Linked DNA regions of Homo sapiens: region 2 is linked to region 1. A link is a contact called in ENCODE Hi-C or POLR2A ChIA-PET data. All regions are on one chromosome and are shown on one strand. Each heading gives the region's core, a stretch centred on a gene start or an enhancer-like site at or near the end of the contact. The rest is flanking DNA. Distances are from core to core; before and after follow the strand shown. Region 1 has its middle 4.7 kb from the start of MIR1972-2. Region 2 holds the start of PDPR (pyruvate dehydrogenase phosphatase regulatory subunit).

Region 1 (7,240 bases), core at 1,387-3,886:
TCTTTGTGACCTTAGGTTACGTTTCTTAGGATACAAAATATGTGAACCATAAATTGTACTTTATCAAAAATTAAAAGCATTAGCTGTTTGAAAGCCCCTATTAAGAAGGTGAAAGGCAAGTTGCAGACTGGGAGAAATATTTGCAAAACATTTTTTTCTTATTTCTTTTTTTTTTGTCTTTTTCTATTTTTATTTTTTATGTTTTTGAGATGGAGTTTTGCTGTGCTGCCCAGGCTGGAGTGCAGTGGTGCGACCTTGGCTCACTGCAACCTATGCCTCCCAGGTTCAAGCGATCCGCCTGCCTCAGCCTCCTGAGTAGCTGGGATTACAGGCGCATGCCACCATGCCAGGCTAATTTTTATATTTTTAGTAGAGACGAGATTTCGCCATGTTGGCCAGGCTGGTCTCAAACTCCTGACCTCAGGTGGTCCACCTGCCTTGGCCTCCCAAAGTGATGGGATTACAGGCGTGAGCCACCACACCCAGCCAGCCACTGTCCCAGGCCTGTCTTCTTTTAAAATTTCTTTTTCATTCTTTTCCCCAGAAGCTACAAAACATTTGACAAAGAACTTGTATCTAAAATATATAAAGAACTGTTACAACTCAATAAGGACACGAGCAATACAATTTTTTTTTTTTTTTTTGAGATGGAGTCTTATTCTGTTGCCCAGACTAGAGTGCAGTGGTGCGATCTTGGCTCACTGCAACCTCTGCCTCCCGGGTTCCAGTGATTCTTCTGCCTTAGCCTCCCGAGTATCTGGGATTACAGGCATGCGCCACCACACCTAGCTAGTTTTTTTGTATTTTTAGTAGAGATGGAGTTTCACCGTGTTGGCCAGGCTGGTCTTGAACTCCTGACCTTAGGTGATCTGCCTGCCTTGGCCTCCCAAAGTGCCGGGATTACAGGTGTGAGCCACTGTGCCCGGCCCACAATACAGTTTTTTAAATGAACAACAGATGTGAGCAGATACTTCATCAAAGAAAATGAAAATGTATAGCACTTGAAAAGATGTTTAACATCATTAGTCATTAGTGAAATGCAAATTAAGATCACCGTGAGACATTACTACCTGTCTGTTAGACTAGAGAAATTACAGGTGGCTCACACTTGTAATCCCAACACTTGAGAAGGCTGAGACGGCGAGATCAATTGCCCTCAGGTGTTCGAGACCAGCCTGGGCAACATGGCGAAAGCCCTAGGAAATCTCTACAAAAAATACTAAACATTAGCCAGGTGTGGTGATGTGTACCTGTAGTCCCAGCTACTCCAGAGGCTTTGGTGGGAGGTTGGCTTGAACCCAGGAGAGAGAGGTTGCAGTGAGCCAAGATTGTGCTACCATACCCCAGCCTGGGTGACAGAGCGAGGTCCTTTCTTAAAAAAAAAAAAAAAAAAAAAAAAAAATTCTTTAAAATATTATGTCAGGCCAGGCACTTTGGGAGGCCGAGGCGGGCAGATTCTGAGGTCAGGAGATCAAGACATCCTGGCTAACATGGTGAAATCCCATTTCCACTAAAAATACAAAAAAAATAGCTGGGTGTGGTGGTGGGCACCTGTAGTCCCAGCTACTTGGGAGGCTGAGGCAGGAGAATGGCGTGAACTCGGGAGGCAGAGGTTGCAGTGAGGTGAGATCGCACCACTGCACTCCAGCCTTGGTGACAGTGAGACTCTGTCTCTATAAAAAATAAATAAGTAAATAAATAAAATTTGCCAGGCGTGGTGGTGGGCACCTGTAGTCCCAGCTACTCGGGAGGCTGAGGCAGGAGAATGGCGTGAACCTGGGAGGCGGAGCTTGCAATGAGCCGAGATTGTGCCACTGCACTTCAGCCTGGGCGACAGAGTGAGACCCTATCTCAAAAAAAAAAAAAAAAAAAAAAAAAGGCAAAAAACTACAGTGACAGAAGCAGATCAGGATTTTCCAGGGCCAGTGAGGAGTCAGGGAAAGGGTAATTATATTGGGGTTGATGGGATTTGGGGGTTGATGGAAGTATTCTGAATCTTGATTGTGTTGATGGTTACATGCTCTATATATTTGTCAAAACTCATTGGACCGTATACTTACATGAGTGAGTTTTGTTGCATGTAAATCATACTACAATAGGCCGAGCATGGCAGCTCATGCCTGTAGTCCCAGCACTTTGGGAGGCTGAGGCAGGCAGATCACAAGGTCAGGAGTTCAAGACCAGCCTGACCAACGTGGTAAAACCCCATCTCTACTAAAAATGCAAAAATTAGCCAGGTGTGGTGGTGTGCACCTGTAGTCCTAGCTACTTGGGAGGCTGAGGCAGGAGAATTGCTTGAACCTGGGAGGTGGAGGTTGCAGTGAGCCAAGATCGCACTACTGCACTGTAGCCTGGGTGACAGAAAGGGACTCTGTCTCAAAAAAAAAAAAAAAAAAAAAAAATCATACTACAATAAAACTGCTTATTTAGGCTGGGTGTGGTGGCTCATGCCTGTAATTCCAGCACTTTGAGAGGCCAAGGCGGGAAGATCACCTGAGGTCAGGAGTTCAAGACCAGCCTGGCCAAAATGGCGAAACCCTGTCTGTACTAAAAATATAAAAATTAGCTGGTTGTGGTGGCAGGCACCTGTAATCCCAGCTACTTAGGAGGCCGAGGCGGGAGAATAGCTTGAATCCAGGAGGCTGAGATTGCAGTGAGCCTGGGCAACAGGGTGAGACTCTGTCTCAAAAAAAAAAAAGACAAAATAGAAAAACCACATAAATATTCACTTTATTGCCAACAGGAAAACCATCACTTCCTGCCTTATTGTTTAAAAACACAAATTCACCCATATTCAATCACATGATAAACTGGAGGGGCTGCAGTTTGCATGTGACTGAGTGACTTGCCAGTGTGATTATGTTGCAGATGTCAGAAGACACATGTCAAGGGTTAGTCACCAGACGTTGCCAAGAAATATGAAAAGAGAATCTGAATGCGGTCCGGGCACTAACACAGCAGTACGCTTTTATTTTGCTGGAAGAGCCTGTGGCACAGCCCATGCATTGACATTTGATCTTGTTTCAGCTAAACTAAATGTGTCTGTTAAGATTTTTTTTTTTTTTAATTTGAGGTAGATTTAGGTATGAGGGGAAAAGTTTTCAGCCCTTTTCCTGGCATAGACCTTACAAAAGAACTACTTTCTTTAGCTGTGTTTGTTGAGGCCGTTGGTGAGGGTTTGAAATCTTTTTAGTTGGCTTGCTGCTAACTGGAAATTGAGGACGGTTGGGGGATGCCTGACTCCACGTTTTAACTAAGCTCTCTCTGAAAAGGGATCTCCCCAGCAAAATCTGTAGTGCAATCAATTACCAAGGGAGCGGCTGAAAGTGCTTAATATGCTTAAGCTGGCTTCAGAATGCATGTTCTGTATTACAAAGAACCTGGGTGGAAACAAAACAAATTCATCTATATGTTTTGTTTGTTTTTTGAGCTGGAGTCTCGCTTTGTTGCCCAGGCTGGAGTGCAGTGGCACGATCTCAGCTCACTGCAAGCTCTGCCTCCCGGGTTCACGCCATTCTCCCGCCTCAGCCCCCCGAGTACCTGGGACTATAGGCACCCACCACTACACCCTGCTAATTTTGTTTTTGTATTTTTAGTAGAGACAGGATTTCACCGTGTTAGCCAGGATGGTCTCGATCTCCTGACCTTGTGATCCACCCGCCTGGGCCTCCCAGAGTGCTGGGATTACAGGTGTGAGCCACTGTGCCCAGCCCACCTATATGATTTTTATAAAGGGCATATCTAAATCAAAATAATCCAGGAAGTGACGATAAAATAAAAAGGTGGAAAAGTTTATCTTGGACAAATGCTGACAAAATGAAAGTACCATAGCCATATTAGTGTGGGATAAAATAGACTTCATATTGATGAAAGATGTAATCTCCTAAAAGAAATAACAGTTATACCTGCTGGGCACGGTGGCTCATGCTTATAATCCCAGCACTTTGGAAGGCCGAGGCAGGTGGATCACGAGGTCAGGAGTTCGAGACCAGCCTGGCCAACGTAGTGAAACCCCGTCTCTACTAAAAATACAAAAAAATTAGCCGGGCGTGGTGGCCGGTGCCTGTAATCCCACCTACTTGGGAGGCTGAGGCGAGGAGAATTGCTTGAACCTGGGAGGTGGAGGTTGCAGAGTTGAGATCATGCCACTGCACTCTAGCCTGGGCGACAGTGTGAGACTCCATCTCAAAAAAAAAAAAAAAAAAACAGTTATGAATGCTTGTGAACATAACTTTAAAATATATAAAGGAAAGCTAAAGGAAAAGTCTGATGTAACACAAGTATATATTGACAAACCACAATCTTGGTGGGAGATTTGAATATATTTCTCATGAGTCAGCAGATCAAGTAGATAGAAAATAAGTATATAAAAGATTTCAATGACATAATTAGATACATGTAATAGAGATTACATACTCTTCAAAGCTTGTAATAAGTCAACTCACAAACACTGATTTTAAGTCCTTCCACAAAGAAAATCTCAATAAAATAGGGATATAATAAGTCACTTCCCTCCTAGGGCGATAATGTGTATAAAAGTGTTTAAGGTATAAAGCCTTAGAAAACATTTGTTCCTTTTAATGCCCTGATTTGTTTTATCCTAGGAACGGCAGCAGTAGGACACACAGACAAGATTGGGAGATTGAAAGAACTCTGTGAGCAGTATGGCATATGGCTTCATGTGGAGGGGTAAGCCGGCGGTGAGGCTGGTGGCTCCATTCGGGCCTGCACAGAGTCCTCATGAGGACTGGACATCCAGGCTCTCACTTTGGTGACATTTATCACGAAGGGCTCTTCGGGTCACAGATCACAAAATAACCCAAATTGGCTTAAGCCCAAAGAGATCTTACTGGCTCACATAACTACAAAGAGCAGTGTTATGACTGCCTCAGGCACAACATCAACCAGGATCCAGTGTGTTACTCCCACCTCTGCTCCCCCAGTCACAGGCACTGGGCTTGGTTTCCTCTACCTGTGGACAGATCTTCCTGTTACAGTGCAAAGTAGCTGCAGAAACTCCATCCTTCTTTCCAGCTTCGTGGTCAGCTGGAAGTCCTAACAGAAGTCTCATATTGAACCAGCCACTGTGGCCAGGGAGAAGTAATCCTCTGATAGTTCAGGTTCTTTGCCCTCCTCTGGAGCAGATAGTGGTGTCTCCTCCCCACAAAGCTCATGTTCTGCTGGAAGAAATGGAGGTGGCGCCCCGGAAGGCTATTGTAGGGCCATTAAGAGAAGCAGGGGGAACGGACGTGGGCAGCCAGAGTAGCCCATATCCACCACATCATACAGGGAGGTTTCTTTTTGATCCCCAAGTAAAGAATGATAAAACTGGAAAATAAGATCCATGAAAGAGAATAATACTCCCATTATATTAAATGAGCGGGGATAGTTCCTGAGACACACTTTTATTAAAGTGCATTTTCAGGATTTTCCTTCATATGTATAAAGCACACCTTCTGTTGCTGTTATGAAAGCTAATAACATTAAAAATATACTTAAGTGTCAACTTGCAACAGCACAGCCTTTATTTTTTTAAGTACATGGTGAGTAAGCAACATTAAATAATTAGTTCTTAGACTGGTGTTTTTTCTTCCAGTGTGAATCTGGCAACATTGGCTCTGGGTTATGTCTCCTCATCAGTGCTGGTATGTTGTTGATTTACTGAATATTGGTGTTTTTAAGAATGAATTTAAAATCACTCAATCCCTCCTGGCTCTTCACAGTTTTTATGAATGGAGGAGGGTGTTAGGTTTGTGTATTCTGATAATCTAACAAAGAGTTGTTCTTGTTTTGGTAGGCTGCAGCCAAATGTGATAGCATGACGATGACTCCTGGCCCGTGGCTGGGTTTGCCAGCTGTTCCTGCGGTGACACTGTATAAACACGACCCTGCCTTGGTAAGTTTCCCCTCACTGCGGAGGGAGTGGGTGTGGCTAATACACATTATTGGCTTTGGGGGCAAAATCCAGAAAAATACAGGAAAAAGTGAAAAATACCCATAATTTCACTTCTATTTCATTTTTTTAAAGAGAAACTTGTAAGGTGAGACTTTTTTTAATGACATTTTATGATTGTATAATATTCTGTCACAATTTAATTATTCTCCATTTATGAACTTATAGGATGTTTTCAGTGTTTTGTTACTGAAATAATGAAGCAGTGAACGTCTTTCTGTGTTTCTAATTATTTCCTTAGAATAGGTTCCCAGATGTGGAATGACTGAGTGGGGGAGTTTTAAGCCTCCTGATCCACATTGTCCAATAGGTTGTAACTTTTTTTTTTTTTTTTTTTTTGATATGGAGTCTCGCTCTGTCACCCAGGCTGGAGTGCAATGGTGAGATGATCTTGGCTCACTGCAACCTCCACCTCCTGGGTTCAAGTGATTCTCTTGCCTCAGCCTCCCAAGTAGCTGGGATTACAGGCATGCGCCACCACGCCCGGCTTATTTTGTATTTTTAGTAGAGGCAGTGTTTCACCACGTTGGTCATATTGAACTCCTGATCTCAGGTGATCTGCCTGCCTCGGCCTCCCAAAGTGCTGGGATTACAGGCATGAGCCATCGCACCTGGCCACATTTTTTTTTTTTTTTTTAATCGTAGTTGTGGGCCAGGCGTGGTGGCTCATGCCTGTAATCCCAGCACTTTGGAAGGTTGAGGCAGGCAGATCGCTTGAGCCTAGGAGTTTGAGACCAGCCTGGGCAACATGGTGAAACCTCGTCTCTATAAAAAAAAACAACAACAAAGAATTGGCTAGGCATGGTGGTGTGAGCCTGTAGTCTCAGCTACTCATGAGGCTAATGTGGGAGGGCTGATTGAGCCCTGGAGATCAAGGCTGCATTGAGCTATGATCACACCACTGCACTGCAGCCTGGGTGACAGAATGAAAACGAAACCTGTCACACACAAAAAATAATAATAATGTGGTTCTTGATAATATAGGTCAGCGTGCAAAATAAGGTTTAAGTGATTTCTGCTAAAACAATGCTGTCTTGCTCAGTTAATAATGGCCAGGTGTTTGAGGATGCTCAGAGCTACCTTCGAAGTGGGGAGTCTCCTAGGTTCTGGGATGTGACCCATCTGGGTTTTCCACTGGCTTTTCCTGGCTTTGCCACTCCTGAGCTGTGAACCCTTGGACAAACCGAGGTCTCTGAGTGAAGTTACCTAGAATACTTAGCTCACAGAGTTGTTGGAAGATCACATGGATAATGCAAGCCTAGTGACTAGTATGGCATCTAGCCCACA
Region 2 (7,928 bases), core at 2,892-5,391, 88 kb before region 1:
CTTGAAAACTGTCCTGCTCCTTGGTGGCTTAGGCTAGCACATGTTAAGCCACAGGCAGACCTCTGTCTGTATTCAGGTTCAGAGCCCAGCTATTCCTCTCTCAACCTTCAATTTCACCTCCTTTCTTCCCTCATTCTAAGCAGATAACCTGGCTCATCTCATTCCCTGAAACCCTTCCTATAGACCCACTTGCATCTGCAACCATCTCTTCCTTCCTTCTTTTATCCACTGGAAAGTTAATCTCCCCCAAGGGCCCTGGATCCCACTTCCTCCTCTCTTCTCTTGACCCTAGCTCCATCAACTGCTATCTCTCTTTCATGTACCTGCAACGTTTCCCTCCCTTTTTGCTGCTTTTCCTCAGCAATTTTTTTTTTTTTTTTGAGACAGAGTCTCACTCTGTCGCCCAGCTGGGAGTGCAGCGGTGTGATCTCGGCTCACTGCAACCTCTGCATCCCAGGTTCAAGCAATTCTCCTGCCTCGGCCTCCTGAACAGCTGGAACTACAAGCACGCGCCACCACGCCCAGTTACTTTTTGTATTTTTAGTACAGACAGGGTTTCACCATGTTGATTAGGCTGGTCTTGAACTCCTGACCTCAGGTGATCCACTGGCCTTGGCCTCCCAAAGTGCTGGGATTATAGGCGTGAACCACCACACCCACCTTAATGACTTTCTGATGCCCTCAGGAAAAAGGCAAAACTCTTTTCATATCAAGTGCAAGATCCTTCACACTCTGGTTCTTATCTGTGGTCTCATTTCTCCTTTCCTCACACTCTGACCAAACCAGACTGAACAACCTGTAATTCGTCAAACATATCAGGTGAGGCGTGAGTGTTCTATTCGGCTCCAGGTTCTGTGCATGCTGTTCCCTCCTGGCATGGTTCCTGCCACCTCTCCCCCAAATACAGGTAATCTCCTCAGGTCACAGCCTCTTTGACATCTTATTTATTTTTTTTGAGATGGAGTCTCGCTCTGTCGCCCAGGCTGGAGTGCAGTGGTGCGATCTCAGCTCACTGCAAGCTCTGCCTCCTGGGTTGATGCCATTCTCCTGCCTCAGCCTCCTGAGTAGCTGGGACTACAGGCACCCACCACCATGCCTGGCTAATTTTTTTTTTTAATTTTTAGGAGAGACGGGGTTTCACCATGTTAGCCAGGATGGTCTCAATCTCCCGACCTCGTGATCCGCCTGCCTTGGCCTCCCAAAGTGCTGGGATTACAGGCATGAGCCACTGTGACCGGCAAATAATTTTTAAAGCTAATATTTTTATAAGTAGTTACAATGCACCAGATACTGCCTATATATATAACTAATTTAATCCTCACAACCTTATGAGGTAGATACTAGCATTTCTATTCTACACTTGAGGAAACAGGCACAGATAAGTGGAAGTGACTCACCCAAGGTCCTACCAAACTGTTGAGTAGCAGAACCCTGCCAATTTGGCATTAGTGGCCGGCTATTTAATCATGACTCCACGCTACCTTTCAAATAAAAGCAGATGGTAAGGAAAGGACAGCTGTGAGGACTGAACCATTAAGCACATTCCCCTAACAGAGAAAGGGAATTGCAAAGGTGGCAGAACAAACACAGTAACAGATGAGTTTTAAGGTGGAATTAAAAAAAAAACTTTAGGCCGGGCGCCATGTCTCACGCCTGTTATCTCAGCACTTTGGGAGGCCGAGGCGGGTAGATCATTTGAGGTCGGAAGTTGGAGACCAGCCTGGCAAACATGGTGAAACCCCGTCTCTACCAAAGATACAAAAAATTAGCTGGGTGTGGTGGCACGCACCTGTGGTCCCAGGTACTCATGGTGCGGCCACCATTGCATCTTGGGCCTCACTAACCAGTTCCCGTTTGTTGGATTCAATACTCTCTCACCACACAGGCCAATCTTGTGTTTTATTAATTTTTTTAATTTTTTTTTTTTTTTTGTAGAGAGGGGCTCACTATGTTGCCCAGGCTGGTCCTGAACTCCTGAGGTAGGAGGATCGCTTGAGCCTGGGAGACAGAGGTTGCAGTGAGCCGAGATTATGCTACTGCACTCCTGCCTGGGTGACACAGTGAGACTCTGTCTTAAACAAAACAAAACAAAGAAAGGCCAGGCGCAGGGGCTCACACCTGTAATCCTAGCACTTTGGGAGGCCAAGGTGGGTGGATTATTTGAGGTCAGGAGTTTGAGACCAGCCTGATCAGCATGGTGAAACCCCGTCTCTACTAAAAACAGAAAAATTAGCCAGGTGTCGTGGCTTGCACCTGTAGTCCCAGCTACTCAGGAGGCTGAGACAGGAAAATTGCTTCAACCAGGGAGATGGAGGCTGCAGTGGGCAGATTCGCGCCACTGCCTGGGTGACACAGTGAGACTCCATCTCAAAAAAGCCCAGGGTGCTTGGCGCCAAAAAAGGGATCTCTGACCTTGTGTTCATTATGACCTTCAAAAGAGTGAAGTGGTGAGGGCATGAGGGCAGAGGAAAAGAAGGGCTTAAGACAACGAAGGAAAAGAAGGCACCAGAGTCTAGTGCCTTTGCCGCCAAACCTAAACCTATAAGGTTGGCAGCAAAACCAAAGCACAAACTGATAACAAAGGAGGTAAAGCCAGGGGAGAAGAAACTGAAGACGTCAAAGACAGAAATGAAGCACATCATCTGGTTTAAAACAAATGATAGAGTTTTTACAGTTCTGGAAAATGACCGTATAATATTCTCTGCTAAGAAGAATAACTTCTGCTAAACAACCATAAGACTGCAGCTGGCTCTACTCAGATCTGCTTATTCCAACAAGACCAAGGTGCTAGTTCTAACTTCGAGTTGTCCCTCTGTATGGCTGCAGCGTTGCGCACAGTGGACTGCCGGTCACAAGGAAGACTGGATGAGCGTGGGTTCACACAACATTTCCCACACTTGCCTCAGCAAAAGAACCACCTGGGACACTTGTTTAAAAATGACAGATTCCCACGGTCCACCTCGGCAGATTCTGATCCTGCCACTCCAGGGAGCTGTATTTTTCAACAAGTACACCAGGTGATCACGCAAGTTTAAGAAATTAACACAAGTTGGCCGAGCGCAGTGGCTCACGCCTGTAATCCCAGCACTTTGGGAGGCTGAGGCGGGAGAATCACGAGGTCAGGAGTTCGAGACCAGCCTGGCCAACATAGTGAAACCCCGTCTCTACTAAAAACACAAAAATTAGCCGGGCGTGGTGGCGCACACCTGTATTCCCAGCTACTTGGGAGGCTGAGGCAGGAGAATTGCTTGAACCCAGGAGGCAGAGGTTGCAGTGAGCCGAGATCGCGCCACTGCACTCCCGCCTGGGCGACAGAGTGAAACTCTGTCTCGGAAAAAAGAAAAAAAAAGAAAAAAGAAATTAACACAAGTCCCTGCCACTGGAAAAGCTTATCCGTCAGGCTGGCTCCTCCTCCACCACCAGACCCCATCCCGGTACATCACGTTTACATGCATGCGGAAAATGGGCTTGGAGATTCTTGATTCAAATCCGAGGTATCACACATCGGCCCCCAAAGGTCAAACATTAAGAAGGAAGCTTACTGCCCTGTCCCAGATTTTTCTAGGTGACTTCTTCCTCCGGACTCTGCAGCAGTCTTTAGTTCTAAAAGCACAAGCGGACCGCACGTCTCAACGCGGGAAAACAGTTCCATCTGCAGGGATGGAGGACCGGGCTAGACAAGCTGGAGTTGGCTCTGCGCCGCAGGGGTGTGCAAGCCCGAGACGGGGGAGCCCGAGGTCACCCCGGCCGCCCTGGCATCGGGGCTGAAGTGCAGGCTCCTGGAGGAGCGGTGCGCACGCCCAGGGGTAGCCGAGAACACAAGCCAAGGCACGAGCGGACAACCTTACGGGGACGAGTACTGGCGCCCGGACGCGACTTCGCGAGAGGCCAGGCGGAACCCACTGGAAGCGTGAGCTAGCGGGGACCACCCCCGGGCGAAACCAAAGGAGAAAGAGGGGAACCCAGGGGTCCCGGGGCGCTTAGGCCCGCGCGGACGGGGAGGCCAGAGTTGCCCCGAAGCTATCTCCTTACCTCACCGGTCCCCACGGGCTCCGCGCTCAGCTACAGCCCGGCGGGAGCAATGCGGCAGCCACAACAGTTGCCTGGGGTCGCCGCGGGCCGGAAAGCGGGGTTCGGGGATGGGAAGGGGGCGGGGCGAAGCGAGCAAAAAGTTCCGGGGAAGCCGAGACCGCGACCTTCCGCGCTTTACGGCCCCCGGGCAAGGGTACTGCCGGCGCGTGACCTCAGCAGCGCACGAGCGCGCCGTGACGCCTTCGCGGAGCCCCGCCCCTGCCACGTGGGCTTGTTTGGGTCTCGCGAGGCACCGCCCCCGCGGCCTCTTTGCCACCCTCAGAGGCGAGCTGTGGAAGCCTTGACTCTTAGGGCCGTTTTAGAACCGGGGCCTCGGACCGGCGGGGTTTCTGCACGTGGAACCGGAACATCTGAGATGATCGCAGGCCCTGTGGAGTGTGGGGAGCGCGGGAGTTCTTTCTTCCCTCGAGGCCCGTGCCAGGGCTTACTCCAAAGCCAGTGGGTCCCCAGTCCTAAGCCAAGCAGTCCCGGGGGAAAACGCTTCTCATCGCCGTGGGAGCGCGGATCTTGGAAGTGGCTCTGGGCTTTCTTGGGCGAGGCTCTCACAGAGTAGATCGGAAATCCATTCTGCTGGCCCGCCCCACCTCGGAGGACGGACTAACGGACCTGAGTTCCCGGCCCTATCTTACTCTTCTCAGCTTCTCAGCTTGGCTCAGCTCAGAGGAAGAGGAATCACTGAAGTCTCAGAGAAGTCTCCACTCATCCCTTCCTCACTGTCACATCAGCCTTTTCTTTCCTTCTAGAACTCATCACTGACTCAAGGATATAAGTTTGATGACTGTCTTTTCCACTGGTGTGACACGATCTCTGTCGACAGAACCTTAGTCTTATGCATAGCTTTATTCTCAGCACCCAGAACAGTGCCTGGCACCTCTTCCACTGAATATTATATGCATAAGGGTCTCATGCTGCAGCCACCATTGCATCTTGGGCCACACTATCCAGTTCCCGTTTGTTGGATTCAATACTGTCTCACCACACAAACCAATCTTGTGTTTTATTAATTTAAAAAAAATTTTTTTTTTGTAGAGATAGGCTCACTATGTTGCCTAGGCTGGGCCTGAACTCCTGGCCTCAAGTGATCCTTCCATCTCAGCCTCCCAAAGTCCTGGGATTACAGGCGTGAGCCACTGTGCCTGCCCCAATCTTGTGTTTTATTGCTGGCCACCTGTAGCCAGGCACTGTGCAGGATGATGGGATCCAGCAATGTACAAGAAAGAGGCGGTTTCTGCTCTTAGGGAGTGGCAGTCAAGTTCCAGGGACCCCTCTGTCACAAGGCCAGGCCACAGCCTACATAGTTTATACCCCATTTACTGGCCAGTCAAATCACACAAAGACAGCCCAGATGAGGTCTGCCAGACAGTGGACTGAAACTATGCCATAGGCTCCTGTGCTAGATAAATACTTCCATATTTTAGCTAGGATTGAATGCTTGGGGACACCTACCTGTCTAAAAAAAGAGAAAACGGCTGACCAATTTGAGACATTCTCGGGGAAGGCTTTCCTGATGCCCAGATGTGGCGATTTCATGAAAAATATCACAGGTTTTCCTCATGAACCATTTGGTTCAAGCCATTTCCAGGCACATGAATTTGGGAGAAACCTGGTTGTCTGCAGGAGATGGTGGATGAAATCAAGTGAAATACTTAATGTGTTGATTTCATTCTGTTTACGTGCAGTAAATAGCAAACAAATGGTGTAGATCTGTCCCTGATTTCCTTCTCCATCACCATGATCGGCCTCCACTCCAAAATGCTAAGTCAGGCTGGGTGCGGTGGCTCATGCCTGTAATGCCAGCACTTTGGGAGGCCAAGGCAGTTGGATCACGTGAGGTCAGAAGTTCGAGACCAGCCTGATCAATATGGTGAAACCCCATCTCTACTAAAAAATACAAAAATTAGCTGGGCGTGGTGGCACATGCCTGTAATCCCAGCTACTTTGGGAGGCTGGGACAGGAGAATTGCTTAAACCCAGGAGGCGGAGGTTGCAGTGAGCCAAGATTGTGTCACTGCACTCTAGCCTAGGCGACAGAGCGAGACTGTCTCAAAAAAAAAAAAAAAAGGGAAGTAAGTCCTAAGGCCCCTTTCATTGTCAAAGATGGGTCTTGTCCTTAGTAGGTTCTCATAACCACTGATGCACTATTTTTTCTAGGGGATTGAGTGTTTTTATTTTATTATTATTTTTTAGATGGAGGCTCACTCTGTTGCCCAGGCTGGAGTGCAATGGTGTGGTCTCGGTTCACTGCAACCTCTGCCTCCCAGGTTCAGGGGATTCTCCTACCTCAGCCTCCCCAGTAGCTGGGACTGTACAGGCGTGCGCCACCACGCTGGGCTAATTTTTGTATTTTTATTAGAGACAGGGTTTCGCTATGTTGGCCAGGCTGGTCTCAAACTCCTGACCTCGTGATCTGCCCACCTAGGCCTCCCAAAGTGCTGGAATTACAGGCGTGAGCCACCGCGTCCAGCCTATTTTTATTTTTTGAGATTAGCTCTCACCCTGTCACCCAGGCTGGAGCACAGTGGTGCAATCACGGCTCACTGCAGTCTTAACTTCCTGGGCTCTAGCGATTCTCCCACCTCAGCCTCCCGAATAGCTGAGACCTCAGGCGCGTGCCACCGTCCCCAGCTAACTTTTGTATTTTTTGGTAGAGGTGGGGTTTCACTATGTTGCTGAGGCTGGCATTAAACTCCTGACCTCAAGAGATCCACCTGCCTTGGCCTCCCAATGTGCTGGGATTAGAGGCATGAGCCACCATGTCTTGCCCTAAACAGACGTTTTAATTACGCTTGTCAAGTCCTCTTGTGAAATCTTCATCTGCAGTGACTTGGTAAATGTATTTGCTACCACACAGGATAAACAGTGTACAGACAAACATTTGACATACCTATGTTACCACAGTGTAAGAATGAATTTGGATCTGAGGTCGCTAAGATGCAGGCGTTTATCTTACCTCCCTGCAGCACCGGCATGGCTGTGGGGAAGGCCTCCCTCCTCCCTCTGAAGTTCTTGTCCCCATCAGTAGACTGGACATCTGCCTACAACCGACTTCACAGAAAGGACCTGACACCTGGCATGCTTCTCGTGTGCTTGAGAGCCTGTGTTTGTGTGGAAAGCAGGGATGTTCTCATTCACACCATGGGAAGAGAAGAATGTTGCGAGTAGCAATCAGTACTCTTTTTTTTTTTTTTTTTTTTTTTTTTTTTGTGAGACGGAGTCTTGCTTTGTCACCCAGGCTGGAGTACAGTGGCGCGATCTCAGCTCACTGCAAGCTCTGCCTCCCGGGTTCACGCCATTCTCCTGCATCAGCCTCCTGAGCAGCTGGGACTACAGGCACATGCCACCATGCCCAGCTAATTTTTGTATTTTTAGTAGAGACGGGGTTTCACCATGTTGGCCAGGATGGTCTCGATCTCTTGATCCACTGCGCCCAGCCAGGAACTTCTTTTTTTTTTTTTTTTTTGAGACGGAGTCTTACTGTGTCGCCAGGCTAGACTGCTGTGGTGCGATCTCGGCTCACTGCAACCTCCAACTCCCTGGTTCAAGGGATTCTCCTGCCTCTGCCTCCTGAGCAGCTGGGATTACAGGCGTGTGCCACCACACCCAGCTAAATTTTGTATTTTTAATAGAGATGGGGTTTCACTATGTTGGCCAGGATGGTCTCGATCTCCTGACCTTGTGATCCGCTCGCCTCGGCCTCCCAGAGTGTTGGGATTACAGGCGTGAGCCACTACACCCGGCCTGGAACTTCTCTCTCTTTTTTTTTTTTTTGAGACGGAGTCTCGCTCAGTCACCCAGGCTGGAGTGCAGTGGCACCATCTCGGCTCGCTGCAAGCTCC

Evidence for each region. A loop is a pair of places that touch in the nucleus more often than their neighbours do. ChIA-PET counts read pairs that join two places held with the same protein, here RNA polymerase II (POLR2A). Pooled maps may share reads with other maps.
Region 2: a loop to region 1 is called in a map of CD8-positive, alpha-beta T cell, with 5 times the contacts of the local background. The contact joins the promoter of PDPR here to the enhancer-like site in region 1. A Hi-C loop is called at or near these places in 2 of 168 maps with a recorded cell type or tissue (CD8-positive, alpha-beta T cell and naive thymus-derived CD4-positive, alpha-beta T cell) and 6 of 50 pooled maps. POLR2A ChIA-PET finds 5 or more read pairs at or near these places in 2 of 52 experiments (BJ and CD4-positive, alpha-beta T cell).

What each region holds. Positions count from the first base shown.
Region 1 is chr16:70,022,035-70,029,274 of GRCh38, reverse strand. It overlaps the pseudogene PDXDC2P-NPIPB14P and the pseudogene PDXDC2P. Among named protein-coding and RNA genes, the nearest start is that of MIR1972-2, 4.7 kb to the left of the region's middle. Within about 2 kb of position 2,636, at least 3 of the 41 ENCODE cell types and tissues checked have a DNase peak (open chromatin) inside an H3K27ac peak, as active enhancers do; they include CD8-positive, alpha-beta T cell, where a contact is called at or near this core.
Region 2 is chr16:70,110,545-70,118,472 of GRCh38, reverse strand. It overlaps PDPR (pyruvate dehydrogenase phosphatase regulatory subunit), which reads right to left and starts at 4,141. Exons shown (of 19, transcript NM_017990.5): 1 at 4,033-4,141; 2 at 3,543-3,652. RefSeq lists enhancers at 2,665-3,607, 4,128-4,177.